Regions from separate parts of the Homo sapiens genome. Here region 2 is linked to region 1. The links are chromatin contacts, found by Hi-C in ENCODE. All regions are on one chromosome and are shown on one strand. Each heading gives the region's core, a stretch centred on a gene start or an enhancer-like site at or near the end of the contact. The rest is flanking DNA. Distances are from core to core; before and after follow the strand shown.

What was found. Hi-C counts contacts between places; a loop is a spot of excess contacts on that map. Pooled maps may share reads with other maps.
Region 2: a loop to region 1 is called in a pooled map of right lobe of liver, with 2.0 times the contacts of the local background. The contact joins the promoter of LINC00524 here to the enhancer-like site in region 1. A Hi-C loop is called at or near these places in 1 of 50 pooled maps.

The regions. Positions count from the first base shown.
Region 1 is chr14:101,282,563-101,289,218 of GRCh38, forward strand. No RefSeq gene overlaps it. Among named protein-coding and RNA genes, the nearest start is that of LINC00524, 120 kb to the right of the region's middle. RefSeq lists an enhancer at 6,180-6,656. Within about 2 kb of position 3,894, at least 3 of the 41 ENCODE cell types and tissues checked have a DNase peak (open chromatin) inside an H3K27ac peak, as active enhancers do.
Region 2 is chr14:101,404,149-101,410,804 of GRCh38, forward strand. It overlaps LINC00524 (long intergenic non-protein coding RNA 524), which reads right to left and starts at 3,774. Exons shown (of 2, transcript NR_126006.1): 1 at 3,595-3,774; 2 at 1,839-2,076. RefSeq lists enhancers at 3,394-4,115, 4,116-4,839, 4,840-5,561.

The DNA.
Region 1 (6,656 bases), core at 2,644-5,143:
CAGTGAAGTTACCCCACTACACACCCACTAAAATGGCTGAAATGAAGTTTGACAACATTAAGTGTTGACAAGGATGGGGGAACAACTAGAACTTTCACATATTCCTGGTAGCAGTGCAAAATTACACAGGCACTTTGGACAACAGTCTCGTCCTTTTTTTTAAAGTTACACACTTACCATATGATCCATAAATTCTGTTCTGAGGTATTTGTCCAAGAGAACTGAAAACGTGTTTGCAAAAAGACTTATACGTGAATGTTCACAGTAGTCTTATTCATAATCAACAAAAACTGGAAACAACTCAAATGTTTGTTGAAGTGAATTAAAAAATTGAAGTGTAACCATACAATAGCTATCACTCTGCAATGAAAATGAATATATTTCTAATACATGCAACAAAATGGATGAAGCTGAAAACCAGTACACTAAATGAAAGAGGTCAGACAGAAAACACTAAAACCTATGCACTTCATGATTCCAATTATATGAAGTTCTCAAAAAAGTCAAAACTGTAGTGACTAAATTCAAATCAGCCATTGCTGGGGTTCAGGGGTTGAGAAGGGACTGATTTCCAAAGGACAAGAGACAAATTTGGGGGCCAACAGAAAGGTTCTATATCACAATCGCGATGGTGTTTACATGAATACATATTTTTCAAAATGTATATTATTGAATTAGACCCTTAAATAGGGAATTTTACTGTGTGTGAACTATATTAGGTCGGTGCACAAGTAACTGCAGTTCTTGGCGTTACTTTTAATGGCAAAACCTTCAATTACTTTTGCACCAATCTGATATTTTAAGAAAGGCAACAAAAACAGTTCCTAGCTGCTTTCAGTCTTGGTTTCTCACTCAAACCTTTCAGCCCGATAGGACTTCACTTTTTAGGTGAGCTCAATTCCTCCTGTGCCCCAAGGACTGGGAGCGCCCTCCCCAGAAAATCTGGTTGAATTGAAAAAATACAGGACTCAGACAGTAGGTTTTTTTTCCATCCCTCCGGGGTCACATGCCTTCTGATTTCTTCTTGCCTTTGGTTGCACAGCAGTGCCATAAAGCAGTTGCTTTTTCAGTTGGTCCAGAGTTTGTAATTGTTATTGGCAGAAGGCTGGTCTGATACAATCTACTCTGCCATTCCTAGAACCCAAAAGTTTGTTCTCTTATTTTTTTATTTTTATCTTTTTTATTTTTTTGAGATTTGTTGCCCAGGTTGTAGTGCAATGGTGCGATCTTGGCTCACTGCAACTTTCGCCTCCCAGGTTCAAGTGATTCTCCTGCCTCAGCCTTCCGGGTAACTCAGACTACAGGCACGCGCCACCACATCCAGCTAATTTTTGTATTTTTAGTAGAGACGGGGTTTCACCATGTCAGCCAGGCTGGTCTCAAACTCCTAACCTCGTGATCCACCCACCTTGGCTTCCCACAGTGCTGGGATTACAGGCGTGAGCCAGGGCACCTGGCCCTCTAATGTCTTTTTATATTTACTGTTCTCTTCTACTACTCTATAGTATCTCTTTTTTGACCAACATTATATTTTCCAACTTTAAATTCTATTTTGGGAGATGTTTAACAAATTGTTACCTTAGATTTATTTTGATTCCTGTATGCCTGCAATATATATTTTTGTGTCTTTATTTTCAACCTTTAGACATTCTTTTATTTTAAGCACATCTCTTGGAAACAATTTATTGTTGAAACTCTTTTTTAAAAATCCACTGCAAAAGTCTCTTTCTTTTAATTGATTCAACCAATTTACACTCACTGTAATTACTGTCATAATTAGTTTTATTTCAGCGGTTTTATTCCATTTTTTTTCTATTTAACTTTCATTTTGTATTCTCTTTTCTTTTCCCACCTTGCATTAGAAAGACGGAAAGGTTTTTCGCTGATAGAAATGTATACATTCTATTTTTGTTTCAATGCAGTTGTAGTTACATTATTATGACCTCAAATTAAGCTTAGCTCACTATCCACAGTTTCACTCCATAGCCCCTCCTGAAATCACATGGGTATCATTTAGAGTTTTAGTTTGAGAGTCTTACAGGTTTGTGTTTTGGCTTTGTTTTGGTTCGGTTCTTGCCTCGAAATGTTAATACTGAGTATCAACTTGATTGGATTGAAGGATGCAAAGTATTGTTCCTGGGTGTGTATATGAGGGTGTTGCCAAAGGAGTTAACATTTGAGTCAGTGGACTGGGGAGGTAGACCACCCTCAGTCTGGGTGGGCCCATCTAATCAGCTGCTAATGGAATGTGGAAAGGCTAGACTGGCTGAGTCTTCCAGCTTCCTCTTACTCCCATCCTGCCCTCAAACATCGGGCTCCCAAGCTCTTCGGCTTTTGGACTCTTGGACTCACCAGGGGCTCTTGGACTTTCAGCCACAGACCAAAGGCTGCACTGTTGGATTCCCTACTTTTGAGGTTTGGGGACTTGGACTGGCTTCCTTGCTCCCTACCTTGCAGACAGCCTACGGTGGGACTTCACCTTGTGATCATGTGAGTCAATTCTCCTAATAAACCCCCCTTCATATATTCATCTATCCTATGAGTCCTATCCTTCTAGAGAACCCTGACTAATCCATGCCTGTTTAGGTAACTGTACATTTTACTGAATTAAATTCCTCTCCTTTACCTCTGTGTTCTAGCATCCTACTGGCTTTAAGTCTCTTCTGCTCTGAGTGACATTTTCCCACGTAGCAGGACCCAACCACCTTCAGTTGCCTCAGAGACTTCACAAGGCTGGCCAGGCCTGTCCCCCTCCCTCCCTCCCTCTTCCTCGGCATCACCAGGTGTGGTTCAGGGCAGGGGGCCAGCAGCCGCCAATTGTTCACCATCTTGTCAGGAAGCAGAAGTCGTGCAGCCCCTTCCTGTTGGTGACGGGCAAGCGCTCCATCACCCCAATCAATGTGCATTCACTGATGCCCAGTCTATGCCAAGCTCTGAGCTGGGCTGCAGGCACATGGTCGAGAGTGACACAACTCCATTACCTTCTAGTGGGGCAGATGGGCACACAGTAATGCACGATAATAACTAAATATGACAATCGTGAGTCACGGAGGCAAGAACACAGCAGAAAAGTGCAGCTGACCTGCGGGGGAGGACACCAAGAGAGAGTGGGGTGAGGCAGTAGTTCAGCTGCACCTTCCAGGATGAGGAGCGAGTCCAGGAGAGAAGGGCGGCATCGGGAAGGTGGGAGGGCAGTGCGTCCGTGAGGATGGCCACTGGAGGATGGAGAGAAAGGGGAAGAGCAGAGGGAGGGGAGCCTGGGCAGACCGCAAAGGGCTTTCAGCAGGGGCGGCAGGAACCCTGGTGCAGTTCTCTGGAGAGCTGATCTGATGGGGGTCTATTTCTGGAAACTGGCTCTTGCTTCTGGGTGGCTGGGGAGGCCCCTGGAGGCCATGGTTTTGAGCTCTGCCACTTTGGTTTAGAACGAACATCCATGAACGTGTACTAAATGGAAGCACCGAGCGTCTCCCCATTGCCAACATAAGGGGGCTGGACAACTTCTGGTTCCTGACAAGATGGTGAACAATTGTGGGCTGCTGGCTCCCTGCCCTGAACCAAACCTAGAGATGCCACGGAAGAGAGACGGAGGTGGACGGGCCTGGCCAGCTTTGAGGGGAGCAGTGGTGAGCCCTGACGTGGGACCCTGTGATCCTGAAGTCCAGGAGGAGCCCGGCTGGTCCTGGAACCCACCCGCCCACCTCTGGGTCCTCCACACACCTCACTGCCTCCTGTGTGGGCATCCCTGGGCCCTGGTCACTCAGCTACTGGAGGCCGAGGGCAGGGGAGTGGCGGGGTGTGGGCCGGGTTAGAGCAGACAGGTCCATGTTCCTGCACGGAATTTGTTCTGGTGTGAAAGTCAGAGGGAAGCATGCTGTTGTGGCAGGGGTTCAGATCAACAAGGGGAGTGAAAACGGAGAAGGCGGCCAGGCCACGCAAAGCACAGGCTGTAAAAAGACGAGCTCCCTGCCCAGCCGACTAAACAGGGCTATGGGGAGGAGACGCCTCCAGGAGTAAACAATACAAGGTCTCCTACCTGTGCGACAGGACGAGATGGAAAACACATTCGATGATGAAAGCCTGTTTAAAAGGCACAAGGCAAAACAAATAAATTAACTTAGTATGTTCTGAAACAATTACAACAATACCCACTGCCCTCACCCCACCCCCACCCCCAGCTCTGACTAGAGGTCCTCCTTCTGGCTTGAACCCAGGGGTCTTGGCAACATTTGAAATGGCCTCAGAGTACAGTGCATGCCTTTGGACTGAACCGGACTAAGCCCGACTGGACATGGTCTCCATCAGCTCGCACATCTGGCTGCCTTCCCCGAATCCTCTCTTGTGCCTAAATACAGAATAGGGACAAGCTCTCTCTGCCCAGCAGGCTGCTGCCCCGAGGTCTGTGTGGGGTTGCGCCTGCTGGAAATGGTGCCAATGTCATGGGCATGGTAGGGACTGGGTGTTCGCTGTAACACCCCCGACTCATGCTGATCTCTACCGGGTCTTGTCTCCTTTTTCAAAAAACCAGCCCATTTCTAATGTCTCCCCGCCCCACCGCACCAGTCTTTCCAAATGTCCAAGAGGACACATAAGAGATCTGCTCTGTTAGTGGTGAGAGTCCTCTTGCTGCCTCAGCAGAACCCAGCAAGCTCATGTGCGCTCTTCCAGGATCAGTTTAGATGCCAGCCCCTCTGGGAAGCTATGGTGGGCAAAATCATGTCCCCCCAAAGATGTCTGCATCCTGATCCCTGGAACCTGTGGCTATGTTGCTTGTAGGTCAAGGGGTGGAGTTAAGGTTGCTGATGGAATTAAGGTCACTAATCAGCTGACCTTAAAATAGGGGGATTATCCTGGATTACCCTAGTGGGTCCCAGTGTCATCAGAGGGCCCCTAAATGTAAAAGAAGGAGGCAGGAGGGGATGTGAGAAGGACTCAAACCCTCAGACTCAGCAGCCACCCTGAAGATGAAGGAAGAGGCCACGAGCCAAGGGACGCAGCCCTGACTGGCTGTGTGCTCCTTGCTCAGGGCAGGGCTGGTGGCTAGTCACTGTGTCCCCAGCTCTGCGGCAGACACATACAGAATCTCCCTGCTTAATGATGAGTGAAGAAATGATAAAAAATTAGCAAAAACCAAAATGATGGTACCTGCAGACATTCTTCTGGTCCAGAGCATCCCATTTTCTTTGTGGAGGATAGCCCCAGCCTCCCAGTTTCTCTCCTAAAGGCATTGCTACCTCATAGTTCACTTCAACCCTCCCGAGCTGGCTTCTGGACTCAGCCTTCCCCCAGCCTGGACTAGGCGCCCCCTCACCAGCTCCAGGAACATCCCCGGCATGCCTGAAGCACATCTGCTCCCAGCAATGTCCACTCCGAATCCCAGCCTCCATGTCCCTGGCATCCCACATTGATGAATGGAGGCCTGTGAAGCTTTGCTGAGCAGAGTTACCTGAGGCAAGGAGATGGCCAGGAACAGTCAAGCACTCTGCTGGTGTGCGCGGGAAGTAGGGCAGGTTTGATGCTATTACATTTGCATGCTCTGTCCTTATTTTCTCTTCACTTTCCCTGCGTGTGCCTGTTTTTGCTGAATTAATGAAAAGAGTATGTTCCTGTTTCTGCTGAATTAATGAAAAGGGCGTGTGCCTGAGCTTGCCTCTCATGCAGGACACCCTACAGTGTACTGAGACTCTATTCACGTGGCTCCCTCCTTGGAGCCAGGCTGGAGCTTGGAGTGGACACGGGGTCCCCAGGAGTCAGTGGTGGGGACAAGAAGCATAATTCAGGGGCCCAGGGTGCTCCCCTGGGAAGGGCGCTGACTGGTGTGGCCCCCACTGCTGGAGGGATGCCCCACCCTGAAGCCCTCTTCTGCTCCCCTGGAGAGGAGGTGGAAGCCTCACGTATGACAGGAACAACCATTCCTGTTACTGTATCCTAGAAGAGTCAGCACCACTCTTTCACACTGCAGGAGGAGCCGCTGTGAGTCTGCGGTGGGAGACGGCAGAACAGACTCCTAAATCAAGTGCAGCAAGCTCCCCGAGGACCCTGTCGCTTGAGATCAAAGTCTGGACAATAATTACACAACATGGAGCGTCGCTTGCTTCCGGCCCCTTTCTGAGCCTCTCCTCTGTCCACAGCCACCCACAGCAGCTCTCCAGCTATGGCCACCCCCAGTAGCAGGAAGGAATGTCGGTGATTACCCAATTCTGATTTCAAGGCCAGCTCCCAATTCATTCATGCTGAAGATGGGCCTTGGCCTCTCTGCCTCTTCCCTCCCCCTGGTGGACTCGGCCTTGACTCTTCAATGATTTACTGCCAGACCCAAACAGCAGCGCAAAAATTGGACAGTGGCATTCCCCACTTTCCCTTGCTCAGACCCCAGACCCTGAAATTGACAGACCCTCCAAGGAATGGCAGGGAGGTCTCGGGACCCACAGAGTAGGTGTGGGGCAGGTGCAAGATCCTCCCAACAGCAAGTGGAGGTTCTGGCTGACACAGCAAACCCAGGCCCCCAGAGTGGCGTCAGCAGGGAGGCAGGACACATCTCTGAGCAGAGCAGTGAACTGTCCGTGAGGAACAGCCATGAAAGGACCACCTGCCCAGGATATCTTCTTCAGCAGGGCGAGAGGCAAACGTATCCTGGGAAACGCTGCAAGAACGGCCAG
Region 2 (6,656 bases), core at 2,524-5,023, 120 kb after region 1:
TACTCAGAGAGAAATAAAGTTTCTGAAAGTCATTTAATTATCAGTTCTCTTGGAAGCGTTTAGGCATTCCAGCCTTTCGGTTGTTGTCTGTCTAGCCAAACATTTTACCCTCAAGTTTATTAACTGTTTGATTTTATTTTATTTAACCTCTTTCTTTTAAAAGTTTCTCCAATTTAAAATACCAATATTTTAGATATTTGTATGTGTTTATTGGGCTTTCTTCATCACTGAAATAATTCATACCTCTTTTGAACCAAAGAGATGCTTGTTCTTTCACCAGCATTTTTGATCAAAGACAACCAGGAAGGAAGCATCTCCTCCCTGGGCAAAATGGAGGATCCAAAACCATTAAGAGTCTGCTGCAAGATGTCACCACTCAGACTCAGAGAGCTTCTGGCTCCTCAGGGCAGCGCCAGGCACCAGAGGCTCCGTGAAAGCCCTTGGCAGGAGAGCAGCACTCACGTTGCTCCTCCCTGCCCCCTACCTGTTTTAATCATTAGTCCTCAGTTAGGTCCAGTGTCTGAGCCCTGCCTCCAGAGTTGAGTCCCGCCTCCTACCTCACCTGAACTAACTCTGAGGTTCCAACCTGGGGGTGATTTTGCCCTCTAGGGGACATCTCACAATGTGTGGAGATGGTGGAGGTTATCAGAATAGTGGGGAGGTGGTGGGAAGAGGCAGCGTTTGAGCCACAGGGCAGTCCCACCACAAAGAATGATCTGGCCCCCAATGTCAGTAGGGTCCCTGTTGAGAAACCCTGGTCTAATTGATCAGAAATGGTGGGTGAACTTTGAACAGATAACACCAGGGAGTCGTGCAGCTCTAGGGGAATCCTCTCGGACCCTGGAGTGCCCGATAGAAGCGGCGTGCACATGGGGACTCTGCCCAGATCCGAGTCCTTTTGTCCATCATGATGTCCCAGATTCCTGCTGTCATTTTGCATAGAATTAGACTGGAACATGCAAAAATATATACAATTGTTGATACCAAGATGTCTGAATTTAGGAAGAATTCCCAAACAGAAAGATCCCTCCCCCAAAATGTATGCATATAAACTTTTAAGGATGCAGATAAAATTGCCAGATGTCTTTCAATCTGATTACCTCACATGCTGGCCTGTATCCCAGATGTGAGATCCAGAGAAACGTGATGGAATGTGTCACTGTCTTCTTTTCACATCCTCTCCCAGATTTCATTAATCTGCTGATAGGTACTCATTAAAATACTAGTATTCGCCCTGGGACACAGTTTCATGAGATTACTTCACGACCGTTACAGGACATATTACAGTAAATGAATTTTCCTTCTTTTAGCATGGTGGATTAAAAAAATACATAATTTTGTGCCCCAGTCCTCAAAGAATTAAACATTTCAGCATATCTTACGACAGGATATTGGCAACGTTTTCTGTAATGGGTCAGATAGTAAATATTTTGGGCTTTGCAGGTCACGTGGTCTCTGTCGCAACTACTCAACAGTGCTATGGCAGGACAGAAGCAGCCATAGATGATGTGTAAATGAACAAGCTTGGCTGCATTCCAATAAAACTTTATTTACAAAAACAGGCTGTGGGAAGGACTTGGCCCGCAACCCTGGTTTGCCTACCTCTGTCTTACAACATAGATTTCCTGAAAATAATGCATCTAGGCAGAAAGAATAGGGGAAAGTTCAGAGTAAGACGTTGTAAAATATCGGCAAGAGTTCTCATCGTCTTACAAGAAGTAGCCTGTGTACAACTTAATATCAATCCAAGGAGGACCAAGAGGCATGCCGAAATGAGATTTAAAGGTTAAACAGAAATCTGGAGGGAAAGGAAGAATTGCAACCACACTGGCCAATGATCTAGTGTTGTTACTCTCATTTATTTGCTAAGTTTCCCTTTCAGTTTAAAGCACGGCATTTAATTCAGACATTGTCCTTCACTCCCCATGAGCCAATGAAAGAGGAGATGCGTGGGCTGTGGAGGGGCTGAGATGCTTGTGGACACCTGGGGCAGCGGCTGTGGGCTGTGGTCTCCCGGGCTGTGCAGGTCAGGAGGTCAGGAGGTCTCTGGAGAGAGGCATCATCATGGAGCTGGGCCTGCTGGAGAAAGGAGTTGGCCACGGACACCCCAAACACCCCGATTTGATCATGACACTTTCTGTGCATGGAACCCCACATGTACCCCTTAAAATTTTACCCTGTAAAATATTATGTATCAATACAAGAGAGCACCAAAGCAATCATCCTACTAGCCACCATATGCCATCCTAGCTTCTCCACAGTAACACGTCATTTACTCCTCAGAGCGGCTCAGCGAGGTAGGGCCTGCTGATGGTCCCTTTCACAGGTGAGAACACAGAGGCCCTGGGAAGCTGAGGGGTTTGCTAGAGATCAGGAAGCCAGGACTCGGGCTTGGGTGCTGGGCTCTGGGCCTGTGTGTCTGACTTCTCCGAGGGGGTGCTGCCTTCTCCTTTCCTCTCTTTCTCCCTAACCCCCCCACACTCAGCCACTAAGTATTTTTAGAATTATTACTATTTAGGTATCATCTATAAAACATGACATTTACCATTTTAACCATGTTTTCATGTATACTCCAGTGGCATCAAGTACATTCACACCATTGTGCAACCATCCCCACCACCCATCTCCAGAGCCCCCATTCAATAGAAACCCCCCCTTCTCCCCTCCCCCAGCTCCTGGCCACCACCATCCTGCTTTCTGTCTATGAATTTGACTGCTCAGGGTGTCTAGAGTGGAGTCCTGCAGAATGAGCCCTTTTGGGTAGAGGTGATTTCATTCAGCACAATGGCCTCAAGGTTCACTGGTACTGTAGCGCGTGTCAGGGTTTCCTTCCAGTTTAAAGTAGAATCCTCTGGTTGTTTGTCCATTACTCCATGGACACCTGGGTGGCTGCCACCTGTGCCCTGGTCTCTAAGAGCTGCTGGCACTCTCGCTCCTCCCTGGTCCCTTTCCTTGCTCACCTGCCCTCCCCTGGCTCGGCTCCTCCTCCCAGGCCTCCAGCCTGCCTTCCCGGCACCCCACGCCTGCTGCCTCGGGAATCTTGCCCAAACTCCAATCTGCTTGGGCCTCTCTTACTGGTAAACCCACAAGGATCCCCACCTTCAGCAAAAAAGAGTTCCAAAGGCTCCATGTAGGAGCCCAGGCCCCTCACTGACTGCCCTGGCCAGCCTCTCCAGTGTTGCCCCAACGGAGCCCTGCCCTATGTACCTACCCTTGTTTTCCTGAAAACCACACTCTTTCCTGCCTGGAGGACACCCTTCTCACCCTGGAGAGATTACCCTTCTAGAAACAAACCAAACACACCCTCTGCAGAGGCTCTGCCAGCCGCCTTCTCCAGGCAAGGCAGGCTGCCTGCCCCCACGCTCACGGCAGCTTCCTGGCATACTTGCTGCCTCGGTTTGTGCAAAAGCAAACCTGCAAGTCGCATACTTAGGGGATGGCCCGGGAAGCCCATAAGGATGTGGGAGAACAAGACAGGGAGGGCAAGAAGGACAATCACAGACTCATCCTGGAGCACATTCAACTGTGGGACACAGGAACTCATCCCTGAGACTGCCTGGAATGTAGCTCGGAACTGTCCCAACAGCTCCTAACCTTCCGAGGTTGATGGTCCCTCCTGGTTAACTCCGTGGCCAGCAAGAGGTCCCAGGAGGCCATCACTGCACACAGCAACCATCCACCATGCCTGCATGCAGGTGGCCTCTGGGTGGAACAGAGGGATGTGGGCAAAAATCTGGGATGACCGCAAGGGCGCCAGGCACACAGTGGGTTTGCGACTGTGGTATCTGCCTCTCCCACGGGAGGCAGACCCCATCACCAATTTCTCTCTGTACCCCCAGCCCATGGCAGGTTGGAGACATCTGAAAAAGGTAGCAAATGAGTCCATGAGTGGCTGTGTGGGAATGAGATGGACTGGGTCTTGGGAGAGAGGAGGCAGGAGTGGATGTTGGAAAGACAGGCTGCTGAGAGGAGAACACAGTGGCAGGGCAGGTGAGCAGCGGCCAGGGGCTCCCTCACACACTTCACCCCAGCCCCTGCGCCAGCCTCATCTGCCTGTCTCCCACCTGACCCTTTTGCCGTTCACCTCCGTCCTCTCTCTGCTGGGTTCTCAAGGCAATCGCACCTTGCCTAGCAACTGTTGCTACCGAAAGCCAACGTCCCTGGTATTCCAACAATAAAGCACAGCGCTCCGACTACAACTCCCAGATATTATTGAAAAGAAAGGCAGGTTTATTTCAAGGCCAGGAGGGGAGAGGATCTGCGTGTTGGAGGCTGGAGCAGCAGCGCATTCGATGGCCGGCCTGACAGCATGGCGAGCAGCTTGTGCTGGTGCGTCCTCCAGAAAAAGAATGCGCGCTCTCCAGGAGGTGATGGTCCCTGTTCATAAACTCCCTGTTGCTCCCTGTTCCCATTCAGCTGGGTCAACATGTGCCTGTAAATTCCTCCCGAAAGGGAAATCATAACAGCATCAGCAGCCCCAGAAATGACAAACAACTCAAGTATGGAAAGCCAGCTGCCAAGTATTCAACAGTACTCATGTTGCACCAGAAACAAAAAAAATCAGATAAGAAAAATAAACCCAGTTGTGTGCATAGTTCCTTAAATATGTATCCCATTTTGTGGTTCCTTCCAGTCTTCGGTGTAATGAATATATCCATTGGTTAGGGGTCACGGAATGGCAGGTCCTACCAGGCTGCCTTGGATTGGCGAACTGTGATGTTCTGCTTTCTCCCTTCTCTGAAGCATGGAGCGGTGCGAGACGTTCAGAACAGACAGCCACTGACATTAATTTTCCTGCTGGCCTCCTTGCTAAATTGTTTTATGACTTGTTTGCTGTGTCTTGGTTGCCCTATTGTGTTGAGTTGATTTGGCAGTGGTTATTTAAAACATGCTTTGTCATCCTCAGGATGAGTGGAGGATCCCGGGGGTCACTTTTGCACAACAAATGGTCATTGAGCTGAAGAACTGTCAGAGTCACCACCTCCACAGTCAAGTGGCAATGGAATCCGAAGACAGGGTCAGCTCGGTACACCACGAGCCGAGATCCACGGGACGGACGGTGTGCAGGCACCAAAGCGTGGACAGGCCATGCTTTGCTTAACAGCATGGGGCTGGCCACGGCACCAGGGCCTCTGCCAGCCTCACGAGGCCCCTCCTGGCGTGGCCATAAAAGCCACAGCTGCAAACGCTGACACGGCAAGAAAAGAATATGGTGAGAAACCAGCTTTTGCCTTTGCTTCTCAGACTCCTCGGAAGATCCGAAGGGCACTTTCCCATCCCCAGGAATGAGAGGCCAGATTCCTCCATGGTCCAGTCAGGAAATGTAATCAAGCATCAACGCGGAGCCAGGATCTGTGCCTCAAACTTGAAACGTGGCCCTATCTTCAAGGGTGCTCACACTCAGATGACTTAAACCAAAAATGACACGGTGTGGCCTGCACTTGCCCATGCCATAGTCAGGAAAGCCTAGTCAAGGACAACGCAAGCCCAGAGGAAGAGGGTCTAAACCCAGCCGAGAACAGCCACCCAGAGCAGAGGCCCTCCCCTGAGAGAAAGCCACCTGCTCTCAGCCATCCCTCTTCTTTCCCTACGAGCTCCAGGAGACAGAAACCATGATGCTTAGGTAGACATCAATCTGTTATGGCAGGCACCAGAATGTTTCTTCTCCTGTGTCCCATCAGGAGTCAAAACTGATCTCAGCCTGGGCAATGTAGCAAGACCTCATCTCTACAAAAGATAAAAAGGTTAGCCGGGTGTGGTGGGGTGCGCCTGTAGTCCCAGCTACTCTGGGGGCTGGGGTGGAAGGATCGCTTGAGCCTGGGAGGTTGAGACTGCAGTGAGCCGAAATCATACCACTGCACTCCAGCCTGAGTGACAGAGCAAGCCCCTGTCTCAAAAAAAAGAAGAAGAAAAGTGATATCTCTGCTACTGAGGACAAACATCATGCACCCTTTCTTCTTAAAGAGGAGCAAATTTCCCACTTCCAAGTCCTGTTAGTGAAAGTCCCGGAGGAGCCCCAGCCTGAGCCATAGCAGGAGAGTCGCAGAGAGATGAAAGGGTCTGTCCCCAGCCCACTGTGGCCTCCAGAGGTAGCATCTTCTGCTCAGCAGCAGAACAAACATTTCCATGGAGCAGCTAAGTTGAAAAGCCCCCAGGAGGCAAGGGTAGGAGTTACAAGAAACCAGAAAGTCTACGGCAAGGTCAGGGTGACTCGGGTGGGGTTTCTCTTGCTTCCCCTTTCAATAGCATTCATGAAGTGGCTGAAAGTCTTCATCTTGTTATTAGCTTTGCTTTCTGGCCTCGTTTATCTCTAATTGTTTTCCTAAGCCTTGAAGAGGAAATTCTGTTTTCTTTCTGGTCCTGCTTACATTTAAATCCACTTAAGTTTCTGTCTGTGGCTTTCTTCTCAAAAGGGCCACCGGCTCCCTGGGGGACAAGCATCCTCCTTATAAAGTTGAAGGGAACTGGGAAGATCTTGAAAGACTTCTCTATTGTTCATGCAGACAAGTTGTGGGAATTTATTTCTGTGGGTCTGTTTCCTCTTTGTTCAGGGGGCCCCATTCTTCTCCAATTATCTGCCTATACCAGAGAGTATTTTCAGAATCTGTGCAGGATGTTTTAGACTGAATAAGGACAAGCATTGAGGGAGGTTGATA